Regions from separate parts of the Homo sapiens genome. Here region 1 is linked to region 2. Evidence: chromatin contacts called from ENCODE POLR2A ChIA-PET data. All regions are on one chromosome and are shown on one strand. The core of a region is the stretch at or near the end of the contact, and the rest is flanking DNA. Distances in the headings are between cores, read along the strand shown.

What was found. ChIA-PET counts read pairs that join two places held with the same protein, here RNA polymerase II (POLR2A).
Region 1: POLR2A ChIA-PET joins it to region 2 with 12 read pairs in activated naive CD4-positive, alpha-beta T cell. The contact joins two enhancer-like sites. POLR2A ChIA-PET finds 5 or more read pairs at or near these places in 2 of 52 experiments (CD4-positive, alpha-beta T cell and activated naive CD4-positive, alpha-beta T cell).

Annotation. Positions count from the first base shown.
Region 1 is chr19:18,043,412-18,048,280 of GRCh38, reverse strand. No RefSeq gene overlaps it. Among named protein-coding and RNA genes, the nearest start is that of ARRDC2, 38 kb to the right of the region's middle. Within about 2 kb of position 3,125, at least 35 of the 41 ENCODE cell types and tissues checked have a DNase peak (open chromatin) inside an H3K27ac peak, as active enhancers do.
Region 2 is chr19:16,832,487-16,837,063 of GRCh38, reverse strand. The region is part of intron 3 of SIN3B (SIN3 transcription regulator family member B); the gene reads right to left. Among named protein-coding and RNA genes, the nearest start is that of SIN3B, 5.4 kb to the right of the region's middle. RefSeq lists enhancers at 1-414, 2,714-2,803. Within about 2 kb of position 3,008, at least 5 of the 41 ENCODE cell types and tissues checked have a DNase peak (open chromatin) inside an H3K27ac peak, as active enhancers do.

The DNA.
Region 1 (4,869 bases), core at 1,876-4,375, 1.2 Mb before region 2:
AATCTTACAAACTCAGAAACGTAAGGCCATACAAATCTAAATCTGGCCAAGGTTGGTGGCTCAAGGCTGTAATCCCAGCAGTTTGGGAGGCCGAGGCTGTAGGATTGTTTGAGCCCAGGAGTTCGAGACTAGCCTGGGCAATGTAGTAAGATCCTGTCTCTCCAAAAAATTGAAAAAATGTAGCTGGGCATGGTGGCAGGTGCCTGTAGTCCCAGCTACTCAGGGAGGCTGAGGTGGGAGGATCGCTTGAGTCCAGGAGTTTGAGGCTGCAATGAGCTATGATCATGCCAATGTACTCCAGCCTGGGTGATAGAGCGAGACCCTGTTTCTAGAAAATAAATAAGTTTTGTTTGTTCATTTGTTTGTGATGAAGTCTTGCTCTGTTGCCCAGGCTGGAGTGCAGTGGCAGGATCTCGGCTCACAGTAACCTCTTCCTCCTGGGTTCAAGCGATTTCTCCTGCCTCAGCCTCTGTAGTAACTGAGATTACAGGCGTGCGCCACCACACCTGGCTAATTTTTGTATTTTTAGTAGAGACGAGGTTTCGCCATGTTGTCCAGACTGGTCTTGAACTCCTGACCTCAAATGATCTGCCCACCTCGGCCTCCCAAAGTGCTGGGATTACAGGCGTAAGCCACCGTGCCTGGATGATAAGTAAATATTTTTTTACATTAAAAAAATGCCTAAACCTGGATTTTTAGCACGTTGCAGGGGGCTCCCACCCAAGCCCAAGTTCTCAGAAGCTGGGAAAGGAATAATGCATCTCGGGGTGGAATGTTTGATGACCCCCAGCAGAGTGCCATCTCAAGAGCAGGGGTCTAGAGCCAAGGCTCAGGGTTCTAATCCTGCCTCTGCCTGGAAAACCACTTCGCCTATATGAGCCTCAGTTTCCCCATCTGTAAAACAGTGTTGGTACCCATGTCTTGGGGTTTGGGGTTAGTAAATGAATCTGTGGGAAGCCGAGTCAGGCCTATCGGTGTCTGTAGGTGGTGGAGCCTCTTCCCTCTGACAGGGATGGAAATTATAGAGATAAAATCAAAGAGAGGCCGGGTGCGGTGGCTCACGCCTGTAATCCCAGCACTTTGGGAGGCCAAGACAGGCAGATCACTTGAGGTCAGGGGTTCAAGATCACCCTGGCCAACATGGCGAAACCCCGTCTCTACTAAAGATACAAAAATTAGCCCAGTGTGGTGGTGTGTATCTGTAATCCCAGCTACTTTGGAGGCTGAAGCAGTAGAATTGCTTGAACATGGGAGGTAGAGGTTGCAGTGAGCAGGGATCGTGCCACTGCACCCCAGCCTGGGTGACAGAGTGAGACTCTGTCTCAAAACAAACAAACAAACAAACAAAGAGAGAGATGGAAGGTCAGGTTGCATCAGGAGGAAGCTGGCAATCTCTGTGACTCAGGGAGGTGCGGGGGCTCCCTCCTGGACCCTGGTCACCTCTGAACGTTCCACTGGTTTCTTCCAGTTTCTCCTTTACTGAGATCCCTCTGTCCCCAGAGTCTCAGTTTCCTCCCTTGTGAGATGGGCTCACACTGGTGCCCCTGAATCTTCTTCCTCCACCCATCCACCATCAAAATTGCTCCCACATCCGATCCCTTCTCATGAAGGTCCCTTCTCCCTGGTCCAGACTATCATTGCTCCTTAGGACCAGCAGTGGCACCCCTCTGTGGTCTCCTCGCTTCTCCCTTTATCCCCCACAGATACCCCCACCCTGGTATCCTGAGTCCGGCTTGTCCTTCTTCTGTCTAGAAGCCTCTGTGGCTCCCACCTTCCTCAGAGTAAAAGCCAAAGTTCTCCCCCCAGACCTCAAGGCCCTGCTTGGTCTCACGGCACCATCGCCTCTTCCCTCCCCACCCTGCTTAATCGACTTAGGCCACCTCAGCCTCCTCCAAGCTCCTCCGGTGAGTCAGACAGGCTCCTGCCTCGGGGCCTGTCTAAAGGCTGTGCTTTCCCGGGGACCATCTTCCCAGAGACGCCCATATGTCTCCCCTACCTCCTTTGGGTCTCAGTTCAATTGTCATCGTCACCCACACTCTCTCTCCCTCCTCTGCCATCAGGAATTTGTATCTCTGCCAGGCGCGGTGACTCATGCCTATAATCCCAGCACTTTGGGAGGCTGAGGTGAGCGAATCACTTGAGGTCAGGAGTTCAAGACCAGCCTGGCCAACATGGTGAAATCTCATCTCTGCTGAAAAATACAAAAATTAACTGTGTGGTGGTGGGAGCCTGTAGTCCCAGCTACCAATCCCAGCTACTTGGGAGGCTGAGGCGGGAGAATCACCTGAGCCTGGGAGGTGGAGGTTGCAGTGAGCTGAGATTGTGCCACACTGCACTCCAGCTTGGGCAACAGAATGAGACTCCGTCTAAAAAAAAAAAAAGAAAGAAAAAAAAAAGAATTTGTATCTCATTCATGGTGGTGTCGCTGGCTCCTGTACACAGCCGGGGCTTAATGAGTGTGCTCACAGATAATAATCTTATGCTGATAAAAAGAAATGTTTCCCCAGATGCCTGCTGTGCTTTAGGCCCTGGGCTGTGGTCTGGGGACACAGCCGGGGACAACTGAGAGCAATCTTGCCCTTGTAGGACTCATGGTCTGGGGACAAAGGTGGGACCCAGAGGACATTATGCACCTGAAGCGATGCATCTGTAATGTGGAATCAGGTGTTGAAAAGTGTGATGAATAAAGTAGAATACATGACCAGATGCAGCAGAGGGAGGGTGTTTCCTGATCAGGCAGTCCTGGAGGGCTTCCTGGAATAGGCGACATTTGGGGCCAAGGCCTGAATGAAGAGAGGGACATGCCCCTTTGCAGCAGCTCTGGTGGCCATGTGTTTCTCACTAGTTCACAGATAAGGAAACTGAGGCTCAGAGAGGTGAAGTCACTTGTCCAGCATCCCCAAATCCAAACTCCCCAGCCAGGAGCCTGCAATCCCCTTTCCCCATGGTGCCCAGTTGCAGATGGGCAAACCAAAGTCCAGAGCAGCGCCTCCACACCCCAAGGTCTCCCAGGAAGCTACTCGGCCCTCCTCCACCCTCCTTCTCCTCCCCCGCGCAGCTTTACTGGGGGACTTTCTCACAGGGAGGAAAAACAGCGACAGCTGGTTTCACAAGTAGGTGGCCCAAGCCGCAGACCGGTTTCGGTTTGCAAACAACTTCTGGCTCTGACTGCCTGCTGCTGGGCTGAGCAAACCCAGAGGTAAGAGCCCCGTATCAATCCATAAGAGGAAATGGGCACCAATCTGTCAGCTCAGGGTCTGGCTCATGGGCAGCAGGGCCAGGAGATGGGGGTGCACTGAACCCTCATCTCCACTTAGTCTTTTTTTTTTTTTTTTTTGAGAAGAGTCTTGCTCTGTCGCTCAGGCTGGAGTACAGTGGCGCGATCTCAGCTCACTGCAACCTCTGCCTCCCAGGTTCAAACTCACTGCAGCCTCAGCCTCCAAAGTAGCTAGGACTACAGGCACACGCCACCACGCTTGGCTAATTTTTGTATTTTTAGTAGAGACAGGGTTTCACCATGTTGCCCAGGCTGGTCTCAAATTCCTTACCTCAAGTGATCTGCCTGCCTCAGCCTCCCAAAGTGCCAGGATTACAGACATGAACCACTGCGCCCAGCCTCCACTTATTTTTTATTTTATTTTATTTTTTTTGAAACAATCTCACTCCATCACCCAGGCCGGAGTGCAGTGGCGTGATCTCGGCTCACTGCAACCTCCGCCTCCCAGGGTTCAAGCAATTCTCCTGCCTCAGCCTCCTGAGTAGCTGGGATTACAGGCATGCGCCACTACGCCCAGCTAATTTTTGTATTTTTGGTAGAGATGGGGTTTTGCCATGTTGGCCAGGCTGGTCTCGAACCCCTGACCTCAGCTGAACCGCTCTCCTCGGCCTCCAAAAGTGCTGGGATTATAGGCATCAGCCACAGCACCTGGCCCTTCACTTAGTCTTAATCACTCATCCAATCAACAATCAATGCTTATTTTATGCTTTGCTGTATTCCTGCATTTTATTATTCTCCCAGTACACTGGTACTAAGTGTTTAGTGTGTACCAGGTATTAGCTCATTTAAACATCTCAAACCACTGGAAAGAATCAACCCAGGCAATTATCTTGATTTCAGACTTCTCTCCAAAACTGGGAGAGAATAAATTTCTGTTGTCTGGAGCCCCCCAGGTTGTGCAAATTTGTTACATTAGCCCCAGGAAACTTACACAGCCCCCTCTCCAACCCCAAGTAAAAACTCACCTGTCCTCCTGCAGGTCCTCCAGGTCTGAGAGGGTAGTGCTTACCTCCGGCACTCTGGCCAGGAGCAGGAAGGTATTTCTCTTTGCGGATTTCTGGAGCATGTGGGTTGTGGACTCAGAGACACTTGGAAACTCCAGAGGTTTTTCCCAAGTGTCAGCAGCATGCACCCTCCCACAGCCATTTGTGAGTTTCTCATGAATACATCTTGGGGAATCACTTGGTATTGGTGGATTTTGTAGCTTTTGCCAATCAAATGGCATCTACCTGGTGTTTTAATTTGCATCTTCCTGATCCTCAGTAAATGTTGATCATCTCTTTGCCACTTGTGCTTCCTCCTTCGTGAATTCCTACTCTGTGTTCTTTGTGGTGTTCATTATAGGAATTCTTTATATATGTTTGACAGTATTCCTCCATCCATTGAGTATATTGCACATATCTTCCCCTAATTTGTAACTTGTCTTTTTGTTTTGTTTTGAGACTGAGTCTCACTCTGTCACCCAGGCTGGAGTGCAGTGGCATGATCTCAGCTTACTGCAATCTCCGCTTCCCGGGTTCAAGTGATTCTCTTTCCTCAGCCACCTGAGTAGTTGGGATTACAGGTGCCTGCCATCATGCCTGGCTAATTTT
Region 2 (4,577 bases), core at 1,759-4,258:
GCTCCATCCTCTCTCTGCCCTCTCCCATGCGCCACCCGCATCTGCCCATCTGTTTCTCATCGGACCCCCCACCTTGACTGTGCAGGAACCCTGAAAGCAGGGCCTCTGAATAAACCCCAGGGCCTGGCTCGGAGAAGGGGTCACCGCCTGCTCCATGAGCCAAGAAGATACAAACACAAGAATCGACTTGTTGACAACTAGCGGGACTTCCCCCAGAGAACAGCCAGGGGGCTCCCTTTGAATGTCGAGGGGCTGCTTAAGTTAGGAGCTGCACGTTAAGGGGTTATCTCTGTCTCTGTCCAAGCCAGCTGTCATCTTCCACGAGGCAGGGTCTGCCCTGAAGAGGACCCGCTAGCTGAGAGCGGCCATGTTCCCACCAGCATCCAGTTTCTCATTCCTGCACCATGCACTGCTCCCTGGCGACGTTCCAGAAGGTGGATACAGTCATGAACAAGACAGTGCAGGGCCCACCTCATCTTAAGGACTCACCGTCAACCAAGGAAGGAAAACCAATAAGAAACAATGCATTCTGAACTTCTTTTCCTAGCCGTTTTGAAATACATAACCCAGGGTGGTGTAAGAATGACACAGGGTAGGGACTAGGGGGCTCTCTGTGGAGCTGACATTACAACCAAGGCCTGAATTACCAGACAGTAAATGATGCTGACTCAGGAGGCCAAGGCAAGGCTCCAGTAAGAAGCTGTTCCTTCCTCCAAATTCCCCAGGTCGTCACTGGCCACACACCACGGCCTGTGTCTGTCTTCCCCTTTAGACTCGTGTTCTCAACCTGAGCAACTCTGCCACCCAGGGGACACTCGGCAACACGGGAGACACTTTAGGTTATCACATCTAGAAGCATCTGGTGGGTGGAGGCCAGGGAGGCTGCTCAAATACCCTTCAGTGTGCAGGACGGCACCTCGCCATAAAGAACAGTCTGGCCCCCAAAGCTGAAGACACCCTGCGCCAAAGGCTGCCCGAGGCTGGGACTCTCTTATTCACCTTCCTTACCACCTATGGGCCACTCCCTACTTGTCAGTAGCTGGCAGGCTTTGTGATAAAATTGGGGGGGGAAAAAGATACTTCAAAACAGTCAAACTAGAAAAACTAAGCAACAGAGAATACTGGCCAGGCGTGGTGGGTCACACCTGTAATCCCAAAACTTTGGGAGGCCAAGGCAGGAGGATCACTTGAGTCCAGCCTGGACAACATGGTGAAACCCTGTCTCTGTTTTAAAAATGTAAAAAAGGCCAGGCACAGTGGCTAACGCCTGTAATCTCAACACTTTGGGAGGCTGAGGTGGGGGATCACTTGAGGTCAGGGGTTCGAGACCAGCCTGGCCAACATGGTGAAAACCTGTCTCTACTAAAAATACAAAAATTAGCTGGGTGTGGTGGCACATGCCTGTAATAGCAGCTACTTGGGAGGCTGAGGCAGGAGAATGACTTGAACCTCAGAGGCGGAGGCTGCAGTGAGCTGAGATCACGCCATTGTACTCTAGCCTGGGTGACAGTGAAATGGTGTCTCAAAATTAAAAAATAATTCAATTAAAGTAAAAAAAAAAAAAAAAAGAACTTTGGGAGGCCGAGGTGGGCAGATCATGAGGTCAGGGGATTTCGAAACCAGCCTGACCAACATGGTGAAATCCCATCTCTACTAAAAATACAAAAATTAGCTGATAGTGGTGGCAGGCACCTGTAATCCCAGCTACTCAGGAGGCTGAGGCAGGAGAATCACTTGAACCCGGGAGGCAGAGGATGCAGCGAGCCAAGATCGTGCCATTGCACTCCAGCCTGGGCAACACAGCGAGACTCTGTCTCAAAAAAAAAAAAAAAAAAGATGGCCAGGTGCAGTGGCTCATGCCTGTAATCCCAGTACTTTGGGAGGCCGAGGCAGGCAGATCACGTGAGGTCGGGAGTTCAAGACCAGCCTGACCAATATGGAGAAACCCCGTCTCTACTAAAAATACAAAATTAGTCGGGCGCGCTGGTGCATGCCTGTAATCCCAGTTACTCAGGAGGCTGAGGGAGGAGAATCGCTTGAACTGGGGAGGCAGAGGATGCGGTGAGTCGAGATTGTGTCATTGCACTCCAGCGTGGGTAAAGAGCGAAACTCTGAAACTCTGTCACAAAAAAAAAAAAAAAGAAAGAAAAGAAAGAAAGAAAGAATATCACCAGGGCCTCTGTGTGTGGGAAACCCTGTGAGGCTTTCAGACGATGGCCTCTCAAAGGACTCCAGGGAGCCGAAAGCTCAAAGGACTCCTGAAGCCACGCGAGTCATGGCCTGGACCTGGGATATCTCTCATGTTTCTGTCCTGAAGCCACACAAACAACAGCCCAGACTGCTGGGAAACAGGGCTGGAAACCTGACAGCACCTGTGTCAATATCAACTGGAAGCCAGTGGGCTCCCAGGGGCCCCCGAAGAGAACAAACTTCTACACCTAAGCCTGGAAATGACTGTTCCCAGGCTGCAGCACGATGACCAAGGCCCTGCTGAGTAGCTACTAAGTGAAAGTTCTTTTCAAGCCTTTCCCCAAGTCGATGGGTCTGCACCGTCATCATTGTCACCTAAGCCACCTACGGGGAGACAAGACTGCCAGCCCTCCACGGTTGGGGACCCGCAGCTACTTAAAGGAAGAGCCAACTCCAAATACAACCAGTGTGGCGCCTGTCAAGATCTAGCCCTGAAAGCCGAGTTACTCCACGGGCAGGGACTCTGCTGAAAGGCAATTTCCACATGCAGGACGCACAGTTCACATCTTTTCACTCTGGCTCTTTCTGAGTGAGTGACAGGAACGAGACCCAGAGTTTCCACAGCATTCAGGCTCTGCAAAGTGCTCTGGTGGACGCTGCTATTGCAAATGAGCTTGGCTTTCTCCCGCAGTCGTGACTGTTCTGGAGATCAGTCTTGCTAAGGCTTTCATGGTCTAAGACACAAGCAGTACATCTGGATCCTGGGGCTTCATTTGCAAACAGGAAATGGAAGGCTCTTCAGAGTTCAGTGGCCACACGCTTCCAAGTTCCCCTTTAAAGCTGAGATTCAGCTGGGTGCGGTGGCTCACACCTGTAATCCCAGCACTTTGGGAGGCAGAGGTGGGCGAATCACGGGGTCAGGAGTTCGAGACCAGCCTGACCAACATGGCGAAACCCCCATCTCCACTAAAAATACAAAAAAATTAGCCGGGCATGATGAAGCGTGCCTGTAATCCCAGCTACTCAGCACGCTGAGGCAGGAGAATCTCTTGAACCCAGGAGGTGGAGGTTGCAGGGAGCCGAGATTGCGCCACTGAACTCCAGCCTGGGTGACAGAGCGAGACTCCTTCTCAAAAAAGGCAAAAAAAAAACCCTGAGACTCGCTCCTTGGCTTTCAGGAGACAACAGGCTGATGGCAGAGAGGGTCTTGCACAGAGAAGCAGCAGAATTTTTTTTTTTTTTGAGACGGAGTCTTGCTCTGTCACCCAGGCTACAGTGCAGTGGCACAATCTCTGCTCACTGCAACCTCCGCCTCCCAGGTTCAAGCAATTCTCATGCCTCAGCCTCCCAAGTAGCTGGGATTACAGGCATGCTCCACTGCGCCTGGCTGATTTTTGTACTTTTAGTAGAGACAGGGTTTCACCATGATGGCCAGGCTGGTCTTGAACTCCTGACCTTGTAATCTACCCATCTCGGCCCCCCAAAGTGCTGGGATTACAGGCGTGAGCCACTGCGCCTGGCCGAGAAGCAGCAGAATTGACACACACCTTGCACATGGAATTAATACAAAAGCACTGCCACATTACCCTTCGCTGTTCTCTTTCCAACTGACTGCGGAGTGTCAGATCCCTAATTGATTGGACGCTCTATCATCTCTTCCATCAAAGAAGACCTACCAAGTGCTTCCAGCAGTAGATTCTGACACTCCCTGCTAAAACTCTCGAGGCAAGGACTGGAGGAGGTTGGGAGAGCTGGTCCACTTACACCGGTGGTTCTCAACAGGGGCACTTTTGCCCCCCAGGGAGACACCTGGCAATGTCTGGAGACATTTCTGGCTGTCAGAACTGAGTGAAGGTCTGGTAGGTACACGCTACAGATCCTGCTAAACACCCCACAATGCACTGGGAAGCCCCCAACAGCAAAGAATTATGCCTTAAATGGGAAATAGTGTTGAGGTGGAAAAAATGACAATGGTCATCTTATAAAAGGAAATCTTAAGTAGGCTTTCTTTTTCTCAGAGGCGCTAGTAAGCTCAAGCATGAAGAGACTGCAGAGATAGAAGGGGCAGTGAGCCAGGCACAGTGGCTCACTCCTGTAATCCCAGCACTGTGGGAGGCCAAGGTGGGCACATCGCTTGAGGCCAGGAGATCGAGACCAACCCTGGGCAACATAGTGAGACCCTGTCGCTACAAAAAAAATAAATAAATTAGCTGGCCGTGGTGGTGCACGCCTGTAGTCCTAGCTACTTAGGAGGCTGAGACGGGAGGATCACTTGAGCCCAGGAGGTTGAGGCTGCAGTGAGATATGATGGCACCACTGCACTCCAGCCTGGGCAACAGAGTGAGAACCTGTCTTAAAAAAAAAAAAAAAAAAGGAGGCTGGGCACG